Regions from separate parts of the Homo sapiens genome. Here region 2 is linked to region 1. The links are chromatin contacts, found by Hi-C in ENCODE. All regions are on one chromosome and are shown on one strand. Each heading gives the region's core, a stretch centred on a gene start or an enhancer-like site at or near the end of the contact. The rest is flanking DNA. Distances are from core to core; before and after follow the strand shown. Region 1 holds the start of TACR2 (tachykinin receptor 2). Region 2 has its middle 47 kb from the start of LINC02651.

The links. A loop is a pair of places that touch in the nucleus more often than their neighbours do. Pooled maps may share reads with other maps.
Region 2: a loop to region 1 is called in a pooled map, with 2.8 times the contacts of the local background. The contact joins the enhancer-like site here to the promoter of TACR2 in region 1. A Hi-C loop is called at or near these places in 2 of 168 maps with a recorded cell type or tissue (ascending aorta and breast epithelium) and 5 of 50 pooled maps.

Annotation. Positions count from the first base shown.
Region 1 is chr10:69,413,818-69,419,926 of GRCh38, forward strand. TACR2 (tachykinin receptor 2) reads right to left here and starts at 3,101. Exons shown (of 5, transcript NM_001057.3): 1 at 2,115-3,101; 2 at 1,128-1,322. The coding sequence starts at 2,506. RefSeq lists enhancers at 2,871-3,605, 4,356-4,650.
Region 2 is chr10:69,728,419-69,733,681 of GRCh38, forward strand. No RefSeq gene overlaps it. Among named protein-coding and RNA genes, the nearest start is that of LINC02651, 47 kb to the left of the region's middle. RefSeq lists enhancers at 1-760, 3,753-4,407. Within about 2 kb of position 2,078, at least 10 of the 41 ENCODE cell types and tissues checked have a DNase peak (open chromatin) inside an H3K27ac peak, as active enhancers do; they include ascending aorta, where a contact is called at or near this core.

The sequences.
Region 1 (6,109 bases), core at 1,851-4,350:
TGTTTTCATGTGTCCCCTATTTAAGCTGCCACATACTGGGTACCAGTTCTGTGCCAGGCATGGTGCTAAGGGCTTCAGGTACACTATCTCATTTATGCTCACAGAGCGAGGTACTATTATGAATCCTCATTTTAGAGAGAGAAAGCCAGAGGTTCAGAGGTTACGTGAGTGTGAGGCATCCTCCGGCCACGTGGGACCAGGCCACGACTTGGGCCTGACTGAGCCCAGAACCCCAGTCGGTTCTTTAGCCTCTACCAAGCAATGGCTCAGTGCCTGGGGACCACAAAGACACATCGTGAGATCCTCAGAAACTGAGGCCGGAATGGAGAAAGGACTCACCCAGGGTCACACAGCAGCTGGGCCATGCCTGAATTCCTCTAACCCTGCCCTCCCTGCCTCCAGCCTGTGATGCCCACCTCAGCAGCCTGAAAATGTCCCAGGCTCCATCATGGACTCGTTCTGCCTCAGTCTCCTGCCGCTTTGTGGCCTGAGCATATAGAGAGTCTCCCCCAGACACACGCCTACACATGTCCCTAACACGTGCCTGTGTGCAAACACATCTACAAATATGCCCACACACTTGCACGTGTACACACAGGCAGAAATGGGTGCCGCATGTTCACGTGACATGTACAGTCACATACACGTGTGCATGCATGCATATCCTTATCTAAGGATGCAAGGGTGCATATTTGAGTAGCAGAGTGGTGAGGAGATTGGGCCCTGGGCAGGATTGCTTAGATTTGAATCCATAGCTGGATTCAAATGACTAGCTGGATTTGAATTACTAGCTGTGTGGTTTTGGGCATGTTACTTAGTTTTTCAGTGCCTCAGTTTCTTCATCTAAAAAATGGTAAGAATAATAATATAATATATATCCCACATAGTTAGGAGAATTAAATGGGTCAATATATGTAAAGTGTGAAAAACAGATCGGCTACATCGTGTGTGTTGCTTACTAAGCATATAGGTATATTCACACAATCCCGTGTACACTCACTCATGTGTACACCCATGCATGCACACCACACATGCATGGACATGGATGCATGCACGCGTGTGTACACACACACACACAGACTCACACACACACACTGTTGCCCTCCACAATCCCCCAGAGGCCTTACAGGAGGAGCGTCTTGCCCCCGCTGTCTTCGGGCCAGGCCACCACGCACTTGGTGGCACCCTGGTCCATGGTGACGGTGGAGTAGAAGCACTGAGGGGAGGCCAGGGCGAGAGCCACCAGCCAGATGCCAGCAATAACCGCCTTGGTGCTGGGAGCTGAAAGCCGAGGCTGGAAGGGGTGGACGATGGCCATGTACCTGTGAGCAGAGGGCAGCTTGAGCGGCAGGGGCCCTCCTGTTAGCCCAGCTCCCTTTCCCCTGTCTCCCTCTCTCCCAACCCAGGCCCACGCCTTCTAGCCATTCCCCGCACTGCTGCCATCTGCTGATATCATAGTATCAGCCGACCTGCAGAGAGCCCGCTGGGTGACTCTCCCACAGCCACACAGCACACTGATGCCTTGGAACCCCGGCCCAGGCACCTCGGCCCACCATTTCCCTCTGGGCATGGACATGCCCGTGGACGGCCACAAGAAAGCCACACTGGAAGCCCATCTCAGGGCAAGATCAAGCATCCAACATTAGCCTGAAGCTCAGCCCTGAGCAGCGTTGGGAAAATAATTGGCCCTATTAGATTGTAACTGCAAGCAAACTTAACATTTTCCCCTCGTGTAATCTATCCGGAATAATAAAAAAAAAACTGTATAAGACATATCTTTGGAGTGAAATAAAGACAACAAAACAAAGATCAACTCCAGGAAAGAACACTTCAGAAGGTCGCTAAAACATTGCCCACTTCCCCTACAGACTTGAACAACCTGTCTAGTGCATCTAGTGCAAAGTCCTTCTCTGTGTCTAACCCTCAGTCTACCTTCTTCAGCTCCACAGTCCCCCTGCCTTCCAGATTCATAGTTTTGGACCATGACCAGATTTGGGAAGCCATTCCCATGGTTCTACCCAAACTTGCTGTGTAATCACAGGCATGTCACCACCCTTATCTGAGCCCCGGCTCAGTGGGGAGGCTCCCCCCAGCTTCCCCAAGGACCCTCTTGCCTGTCGGCAGCAATGGCGGTCATGGAGTAGATGCTGACAAACATGGCTGTGATGGGGAAGAGGTTCTGGAAGTAGCAGAAGGCACGGCCAAAGTACCAGATGTTGTGGCTGGCATAGACAAAGTTGAAGGCGGCATTGAAGGCAGCCATGCAGAGGTCAGCCAGCGCCAGATTGACGATGAAGTAGTTGGTGACTGTGCGCATCCTCCGATGGGCCAGGATGATCCAGATGACGATGGCATTACCCGTCACGGCCACCAGCACCAGGGCCAGGTAGGCTGTGGCCCACAGTGCCAGTTGCCAGCTGGGCATGGAGAAGGCTGTGATGCCCGTGGTGTTGCTCTCAGGGCCAGATGAGATATTGGCTTCAGTCACAATGTCACAGGTCCCCATGGCTGCTTCTGGGTCTGGAACAAAGGACCTGGCTCCTCGGCTCCTCTCGGATTTGCTATGAAAGAGAACTCCCCTTCAGAGCATGGGAATATGGGGGCAGGGAGAGGAGCAGATGCCAAGCGTGGTGGCACATCAGGAGAGCCTGGGGCCACTCCTAGGTCTCAGGCAAAGATGAGCTGGGCTGAGCACAAAGCCCAGTCCAGAACCATTGTCATTTCAGATTCCATCCTTCCGGCCAGACTTCTCGAATATCATGTGGAAACACAGAATTCAAATCACAGTGTCAGAGCAGAAAACACCCTTATAAATCAACCCCTTCGCTGAAGAGATGGAAGACAGAGATTCCAAGAGGGGACGGGACCAGCCCAGGTCACTCAGGAAGTTGGTGACAAGTTAGGACTCGAACCCAGGTTTCTCGTCACGTAATTCAGGAAACCTTCCAGATCAGAGGAATGCACAGCGGGAGTCTCTGGAGTCCACAGGTCAATGGCGCAGCAGCCTCTCTCCAGGCTTTGGGCTGCAAGCCGGGCTGGGTGCTGGGTGCTCAGGGCTCTGCCAGCTGCCAGCCCTCGCTGCAGCTTCCCTGCCGTTCTCTGGGGCAGGGCCAGTGGGGGCCTTGGCAGAGGTGCTGCCTGCTCACGAGGGGGGGCTTTGGCTCCCGCCCCTGGTCCCACCCCCTGCTTGGCCTTGTCTCTTGAAAGATTTAGGACTGGCTGCAGAGGCAGGGAGAGACTTGGGGGAGATGGGGCTGGTACAGAGGGCCCAGCTCTCGGCGGATGTTGACTTTCAGCCCAGGACAGGAGCTACGTCTGAAGAGTGATTCTGAATACAGAAGGAGTTCGAGCCTGGTTTGGTGACTCCAGGCAAGTCTCTTAACCTTTCTGAGCTCTGTCTACCCCATCTGAAAAATATAGAAAAATGGTGTGCATCTTACAGTACATTTGTGAATTTTAAATGGAGATAATGTGCACAAAGTCTACTTAGCACAGGGGTTGGTACATAAAAACTATGATTGGAGTTTCTGGCCCGAAGGGAGGACCCCACAGCTCTGGGCGCTCTAGGAGGAGAAGCCAGAACCCGGAGCGTTTCCAGCGAGTTCCCAGGTGATACTGATGCTGCTGGAGCCAGCACTTCACTTTGAGAACCACTGTCTTAGGACAAAGTCAGGGCTCTTCCGGGAACCACAGCAAAGCTGGAGTTTTAACTCCTGAGAAGCTGCTCTAGGTTTGCCCCAAGATCCCTGCTCCTGGTCATTGACTGTGTGCACGTGTGTGAAGCAGTGAAGATGTTTCTGAGCAACTGTATGTGCGGCTGACGTGTTAAGCTCACACACACGCATGAACCTGTGCACACCTGTGGTGTGTGGACCATGAAGGCAGGGCAGGATTAGCGGGAGTCGGGGGGGCATGTTCTTCATTAAAGCAGAGGAGGCTTCTCATTCACCAGCAACCCACGGCACAGCAGCCTCTGTGCTCCCAGGGCTCTGCCTTGCACCGCCTGGGTTTCTCGTGGCTGGGCCTCGGCCCCCACACTCCCAGTCCATTTTCTGCTTCTCCCTGTGTGTCACTTTCCTGACACCCAGCCCTTGTCTCCCGGGGTGAGCTGAGAAAGACCTTTAAAGGTCTCTAGTGCTGAAAAGATTATGCCACCCATGGAATCCAATATAAAAACAACACTAAACCATAAGTCATGAAACTTAAACATGCTGAAATTGAAAGAGCTTCTTTATGGATTTTTCTGATTATGAACTTCTGGGTAAGTTCATCGACAATCAACACTGAAATTGTATCTATTGTTTGGTCTCCCTGCTGTGCAGATGTGAGGAGCATGTGCTGGGTCGAATGGGAACCCCATCCTTGCCCTTGGGGAGGGAGTGCTTCCTGGGCCCCTACTCCTCCCGTGGGTGTGTGCCTGTGTGCCTGTTTCCTCTCTGGAGTGGCCTGTTTGGACTTTGGACCCTAGCAGAAGGGTCTCTGCCTTTGATCTCTGTTGGTGGCGGCAACAGTAGCAGTACTTTAGGGTTTGCTTCTGTCTCATGCCCATCTGGCCAGGGTCCTAAAGAGCAGAATGTGTAGAAATAAGAATGGAAGCCCAAGACAGCCTGCTCTTTTTGCTGTCCTCCTGCTCCCAGGCAGTGGGAATTTGTTGAGCTTCAGGTGCAAACCCAGTGCAGGGCTGGGATGCCTGAGCGCCTGTCACCAGTCACAGAAGCCCAGCAGAGTTCAAGTTCCTTCCTCCCCACAACATCCCGCCACCTCCACTGTTTATGTAAAGGGGATTATGTTTTGGAGCTTGTACATCTGAGTTTTTATTTTCCCCTTAAATTATCTGCTCTTGCAGCCTTCCAACTATGTGCTATGGTTTGAAGCCTCGTGAAAGGGGAAGATGCGGGCCACCCAGGATGAAGGGGTTCCTGATCAGCTTTGCTGCTTGGCACTGGCCTTCTGAGTCCATAGCTAGACAGCGATCCCGAAGGCCAGTCCTTATTTTATTTTATTATTTTAGATGGAGTCTCACAGTGTCGCCCAGGCTGGAGTGCAATGGCACGATCTTGGCTCACTGCAACCTCCGCCTCCTGGGTTCAAGCGATTCTCCTGCCTCAGCCTCCTAAGTAGCTGGGATTACAGGTGTATGCCACCACACCTGGCTAATTTTTGTATTTTTTTAGTAGACAGGGTTTCACCATGTTGGTCAGGGTGGTCTTGAACTCCTGACCTCAGGTGATCCACCTGCCTCAGCCTCCCAAAGTGCTGGGATTACAGGCATGAGCCACTGCGCCTGGAAGGCCAGTCCTTTTAAAGGAGAAAAAAAAATGCCGGGCACGGTGGCTCACACCTGTAATCGCACACCTGAGCTGATGGTGCCAGTTGCGTGCATCCAGGAAGCAGACCCTGCTGTGTAAGAAACACACCAGCTGTTTCTCAGGGAGCTACCACTGGGGTCAACACTTGGGGCAGCAGACAAGGCAGGAAGCAAGTGTGGCTGAAGCACGGCATCGTGCTGTGGTCCAGGCCTACAATAGCCTTGGTAACCCCATGGGTAATTGGAACTGGGATAGCTTCAGAGTTGCCCCGTGTGGGGCAAAGTTAACCAGGCCTTTATATTTCCACATTGGTCACTGGACGTGGGCCACCCCAAGAAATCATGTGATTGTTGTCAAGGCAGTTGAGGCGAGGCCTGCAGTCGGGGACGCTAAACATGGTGCTGGTACTATATGCCTGCCCGGCAGCTTGAAGGGGGCCTGGGAAGCGCAGGGCAACGTCCACACAGCTAGACAGCAGCCACTCCTTCAGACGGGCGTGCGCTGGCAACTGTGCCTTGCTGGTTGGTGTAATTGTGACCTCTGGGCTAGAGGCTTAAAGACCAGAGTTGGGAGAGGAATGATCTTCCAGGGAGTTTGAGGAAGAAAAGGTGGGAGAGCTGTGGTGTGTGAGAGAAGTGGGTGGGAGAGGAAAGGCGGCTCCAGAAAGCACTGTGGATGAGGCGTTGCTATCAGCGCCTGGGGGATGCTCTTGAGAGTGGCCTATCTCTGTTTGGGAGGCTGCTCTGGGCCCTAGCTTCAGAGGTCACAGACAGCATCGCGGGACACTAGCGCTGAGGGTC
Region 2 (5,263 bases), core at 828-3,327, 310 kb after region 1:
TCAGTCACTGAAAGGTGTTGGGAAGGAACCTGAGTCAGCAGTGCAGCATATACGTGCAGCCTCTGCATCCTGTCTCTGCTGCTCACTCCCTGTGTGACCTTGGGCTAGTTGCTTCCTGTGAAATAGGAATAAGAATAGTCCCTACCTCATAGGGCCCTGGTGAAGATCAAATTAGTCATTGCATGTAAAGTGCTTCCAAGAGTGCTGGGCACACAGAAAACGTTTGATAAGATCCTAATTGTCATTGTTTTTCTCATTGGCTTAATCTCCATGGAGGATCTTGGGAGCTGCCTACCATTGAACCTGGCCCATGTTTGGCCCAGGGCCCCCGAGAAAGGTCAAGGCTGTGCAGGGAGCAGAGAGCTGGCCTCCTGACTCAGAGCCTTGGCAGGCTGGGGCTTCATGACACCCCTAGCAGGAGGCAGCCTGGGGCTGAGATGGGGGCTTAAAAGCAGGAGATCCTGGGCTTGGCCCTCCCAGCAAAGGGATGTGTGTGTGTATCTGTAGCTGGATGAGACACTCTTTCTAGGAAAAAAAAGGGCAAACAGGTCCACCCAAAATGGCTAAAGGCAGCCCCATCTGGGGTGGGCAGTTTCCATGGCTGAGAAGACCACAGAGCCACTGGGGCTGCCTTGGCCTCCACCTCGGGCGCAGGAGCCAGCTGAGCCCCCATTACACTTTGCTCTGCCCACCCCTGTCCTGGCAGCTCCTCTTCTGGCGAACCAGGGCCCAGGACAAGCAGCCCAGAGAGGCCGGAGCCCTGAGCCGGTACAGCAGGCTCCGGTGGGGGAAGTGGGCAGAAGAGTGATGGAGCCGGATGATCAGGGAAGAGCTTCCAATTCTCAGCTCCAGGCTGTCCCCTCTTGTCCCAGTTCACCGGGTCTCTTAGGCTCCAAGCCTGGGCTGAGTGGAAATAGGCAGAATTGAAGGGTCCTGGGGCTTCTGCCCAGGCTCAAGGCCACCCAAATGTTCTGGAAGTCCTGTGGGAGGGGCACCTCCGTGGATCTGCTGCCTCCTGTCAGGCCTCAGCTTTGTCAAGACCTCAGTGAGGGGTGAGCTGAGTGGCTGGGCCTGGCTGTCGCCCTGTCCCTCACTTGGCCCAGCCCGGGCCCCCTTCCCAGCCACTCACTGCAGTATGTTCCCAGCCGGAGCCTGGTTCTGCAGCTCCCAGGCAGGTATGAGCATCCACTCCTTCACCAGGAGGGCAGGACAGGCAAGAGGGACTTCCTGGGCCATTTCAGCAACTGTCGCTTTTTAGGAGACACACTCCTAGACAGAGGCACTCATACTCCCCACCCATGCAGAGAAGCACACGCCCCTTAGCTGCCACACACCCAAGGCCACTCGGACACACGTGCCTCCCTTTGCATGCACACGTCCTGCTGATACCACCTAACCTAACTGTGTCTGAAGCTCTCGGCTCACTCCTGGGTTTGTCTGAAGGCCAGAGCAGGCTGACGTTAGCCTTCCGGAGTGACTGTGAGAAGCAGGGCCAGGGGACATCACACAGAGGCCACCAGAAGGTCAGCAGGTTCTTACACATCATCTGGGCCAGTGGCTCCCACACCTTGAGGCATGCCTTAGGGGCCTTTGTGAAAAATTATCATGTCCCACCCCAGACTTGGTAAATCAGAATCTCTGTGATGATGGCAACTGAGGTGGGGGACTGAGATCTAGCAGACTCTCTAGCGGTTCTGACGCTGGATAGACTTTGTAACCTGATCTAGTCCAACCCCCTTACTGTTCCAATTCAGTAACTGAGGCTGAGAGAGGGAGAGTGGCCTGTCCAAGGTCACACAGCAGTTGCCTAGGCCAGCCAGGACTAGGACCCAGGACTCCTCACTGCCCAACCCCAGGCTTCAGGTCTGCAGAGATCCCCATGTCCTTCCCTGTCCCCACCAGCCTTGAGTGTCCCCCTGGCCTGCCTCCCAGTAAGGTCAGCTGGCTTTCATGTTCTGCAGTGCCCAGCAGGACCAGGGCCAGGGCTAGCCTGCAGCCAGCAGTCCTCTGGAACAGAGGCTGGGTGACTGTCTTCAGCTCCCTTCCCACGCAGAGGGCCCCTGCTCGGGAGGCCTGCTTTAGGGAAGGTGAAGGCTGGGCTCCCTGCAGTCACAGATGTTTGCCCCAACATGCTGAGCGCCCCCACCCTACTCCTGGGGGAGGCCGGAAAGGCAAGTCCTCACGCTGCCCAAACATCTGGACTGTGCAGAGAGAGCCAAGATGCGCTATGCAGATGTTTTCAAAGCTGATGCCGGGTGTCAGCAGAGAATAGACATCTGGGTGGATGGCCGGGGCTCATGCTAAAGGGCAGGGTAGATTGCGGCCAGTGATTCAGGGCGGTGTTGGCACAAAGCTGGGGGTGGGAGTGTGGCCTGGGGACTTCACTCCCCCAGCTGGTTGGCCTCCTTAAGTGGGAGTCAGATCCCCAGGGCGGCAGCCAGGTAACGTTCACACGATAGCTACCACTTGTTGAGCACTCACCACATGCCAGGTGCTGTTCTGCATTTTGCATGTATTATCTCATTTAACCCTGACAACAACCCTGTGGGGCAGGTACCATTACCGTCCCCCTTCTCCAGGCCACTGAAGCACAGGGAGGTGATGTCATGGCCCAGTCTCACCCAGCAAGCCGGTGGCAGTGCCAGGCTCACACAGAAGCCCATGCAGGTCACCTCTGAACAGCCCCGCTCCATCCCATGAGTGACCCCCAGTGGTTTTTGGGACCAACCCCACCATGCCCTTCTTTCAAATATTACATTTGCATATGGGGGCATTTTGCATAGAGAAAATGGGTTTCTGGGCAGCGTCCCTTTTCCTGTGTTTGGAACTTGGGGAAAGGATCCACTAGGAAGGCAAGCCAGGCCCTCCTCCCGGGCCGGTGGGCAGCTGCTGCCAAGTCTCCCAGGGCTTCTGAGACCAGAGGCTGCTTCCTGAAGGAAAAGTGAGCTCCCTGTGGCTGAGGCCAGCTGTGGCCAGCAGGGCTATTTATTTTTCTGTTCCTAAGCCTTTAAGTCATCTGTTTACATAGGCAGTAGAAGGAGTTGGGCTTGGTGTCCCTGCCTGGTGCCCTCCCTCCCTCCCTCCATCCTGGGCCTTGCAGGCTGAGCCAGGGACCCCCAGAGCCAGTGGTGGTAGTGATGGTGGAGGGGGTGTGGTGGGGAAGCTCTGGGGCCTGGAACTACAGGGCCACTGGGAGACTCTGCACTCAGGGCTCTGGCTGTGATGATGACCAGGCCTAGCCACTGCCTCCCCTGCTTCCCACCCTTTCTCCCCAGATCCTGTGGAAGTCCTCAGAGCCTGGAGCCTCACTTTCCGTGCCCCCTCACCCATAGCAGGTATCCAGGCTCTGAGCTCTCCCCTTCCTTCAGCCCAGCTGGCTCTCCAGAGCAGCCAGACATCAGCCACCCAGCCCGTGAGAACACTCACCAGCCAGCCCCCACCCTGCCAGGAATGGGAGTGGGGAACCTTCCCCAGCTCTGAGCCCCCAGAGGAGCAGGCCCTGGCCCGCCCCCTCCACAGGCATGTTTTGAGGCCTAGAGCAGCCATGCTCTGGGGCAGGGCCGCAGACACAGGGGAAGAAGACGAGGTTTCCTTCCTGAGAGGAGCAGGGGAGAGGGACGCACACGCGTAACCCCAGGACCCCTCACACAGGTGTCTTGATAGAAATGCCTGGAGGCCCTGAGGGAGGTGGTTTCTCTGAGCGGGTGACATTGAGTGACTCTACAAGGGTGGGTGACTTCTCCGTTGGAGAAAGGGAGCTTCAGTGCATGCAGGAAGAAGGAGGCTCCCAAACCCATGGTGCAGCTGAGGGAGAGACGGCAGAGCACGCAGGAGGCCACCCAGGTGTGTGGCCAGAGAGGTGGGTGGGGCCAGCGCACCTGGGGCCTGAATGTCCCCAGACAGAGGCCATCAGGAACCGCGGAGCGCTTGGGACAAGGGAGTGACAGCATTGCAATGCTAGTTAAGAAGGAAATCCACAGGAGTGAGGGGAGGGGCAGGGAAGTCCCCCAGGAGGACTGAGAGTGAGACAAGGTGAGACAGGCCGGGGCGGACAGGAGAGCAGACTGCAGAGATGTTCTCTCCCTCCAGAGGGGACTTAGGGAAGGGATGTGGATGGAGAGAGAACCAGGGCCCTCCTCTCTCTGGACCCCACCTGTGCCCGTCTGCTCATTCAGGCCATGGGCATGGTTCTGCCACTTGAGGCATCAGAGTCCAAGCCTGGCTCAGCTGCGCGGCGATGACCTTCTCATTCTGGTCAGCAACTATCAACTAAACACCTGCTCTGTGCCAGGCCTGGGGTTGGCAGGGAGAGGGCGGCAGAGGGGAGGGATAGAGGGCCTGTTGGGGCGGGGGGGAATAAGGAGCTGAATGAAATCGTGTCCCCACCCACAGAAAGGCAGGACTAGGGCAGCCAGCCTTGGCCTGAGGCAGCCGTGCCAGGGTGACTGGGGACAGAGGAACTCGGGGTCTGGCCCTGAGCAATGTGCTGGATTTACAAGTAGAGACAAGGTGGTGGCATTCCAGGGAGGAACAGGCTGAACAAAGGCCCAGAGGTAGAGTTCACAGTGTGACAGGCACAGACAGATGCCACAGCCCCGCTCCTTCCCGATGCCGGCCCTGGGCCTCAAGGTCATCTTCTGGCCTGGGGTGGTGGTCATGGAGGATCCAGGATATCTAGATTCAAGTGCTCTCCCTGCCGTCTGGGCTGCCTCCTTCCCATGGACCCAGGACCTGCCCTCCCAGACTGTCTTCCTTCTTGCTCTTGTTTGTCCCATCCTCCTCATCCCTCCCATCTCACGTTGGGGCTGGGAGCTCATTCCAGGCTTTGCCTCTCCACAATACTTTTTCCCTCGGGGACACCTGAGGGATGAGCAGGACTTAGCTAGGAGAAGAAGAACAGAGCATTTTGGCAGGAGGAACAGCATGGTCAAAGCCCCGAGGTGGGCAAGAGCTTGGTGAGTTGGAGGAACTGAAAGGCAGTGTGGCTGGGGTGTAGTTGGAGACAGAGACAGATCTCCAGGCTCTGCCATGATTCATTTCCAGAGCATTCAGCCTCTCCACCAGGAAAATGTCAAGAAAAAGCAGCTCTGTTTCCAGAGAGGGAAACTGAGGCACAGAATGTGGTTGAGGGAAGGTGTCTCCCCTCATGCCTGGGGCTCATCTCTCCTTCTGGGCACTGTGTTTTCTGGAGAAGAGGACTCTCAACTGAGGCCCAGAGAGAATCTAATGCCTGATGATCTGAGGTAGAACAGTTTCATCCGGA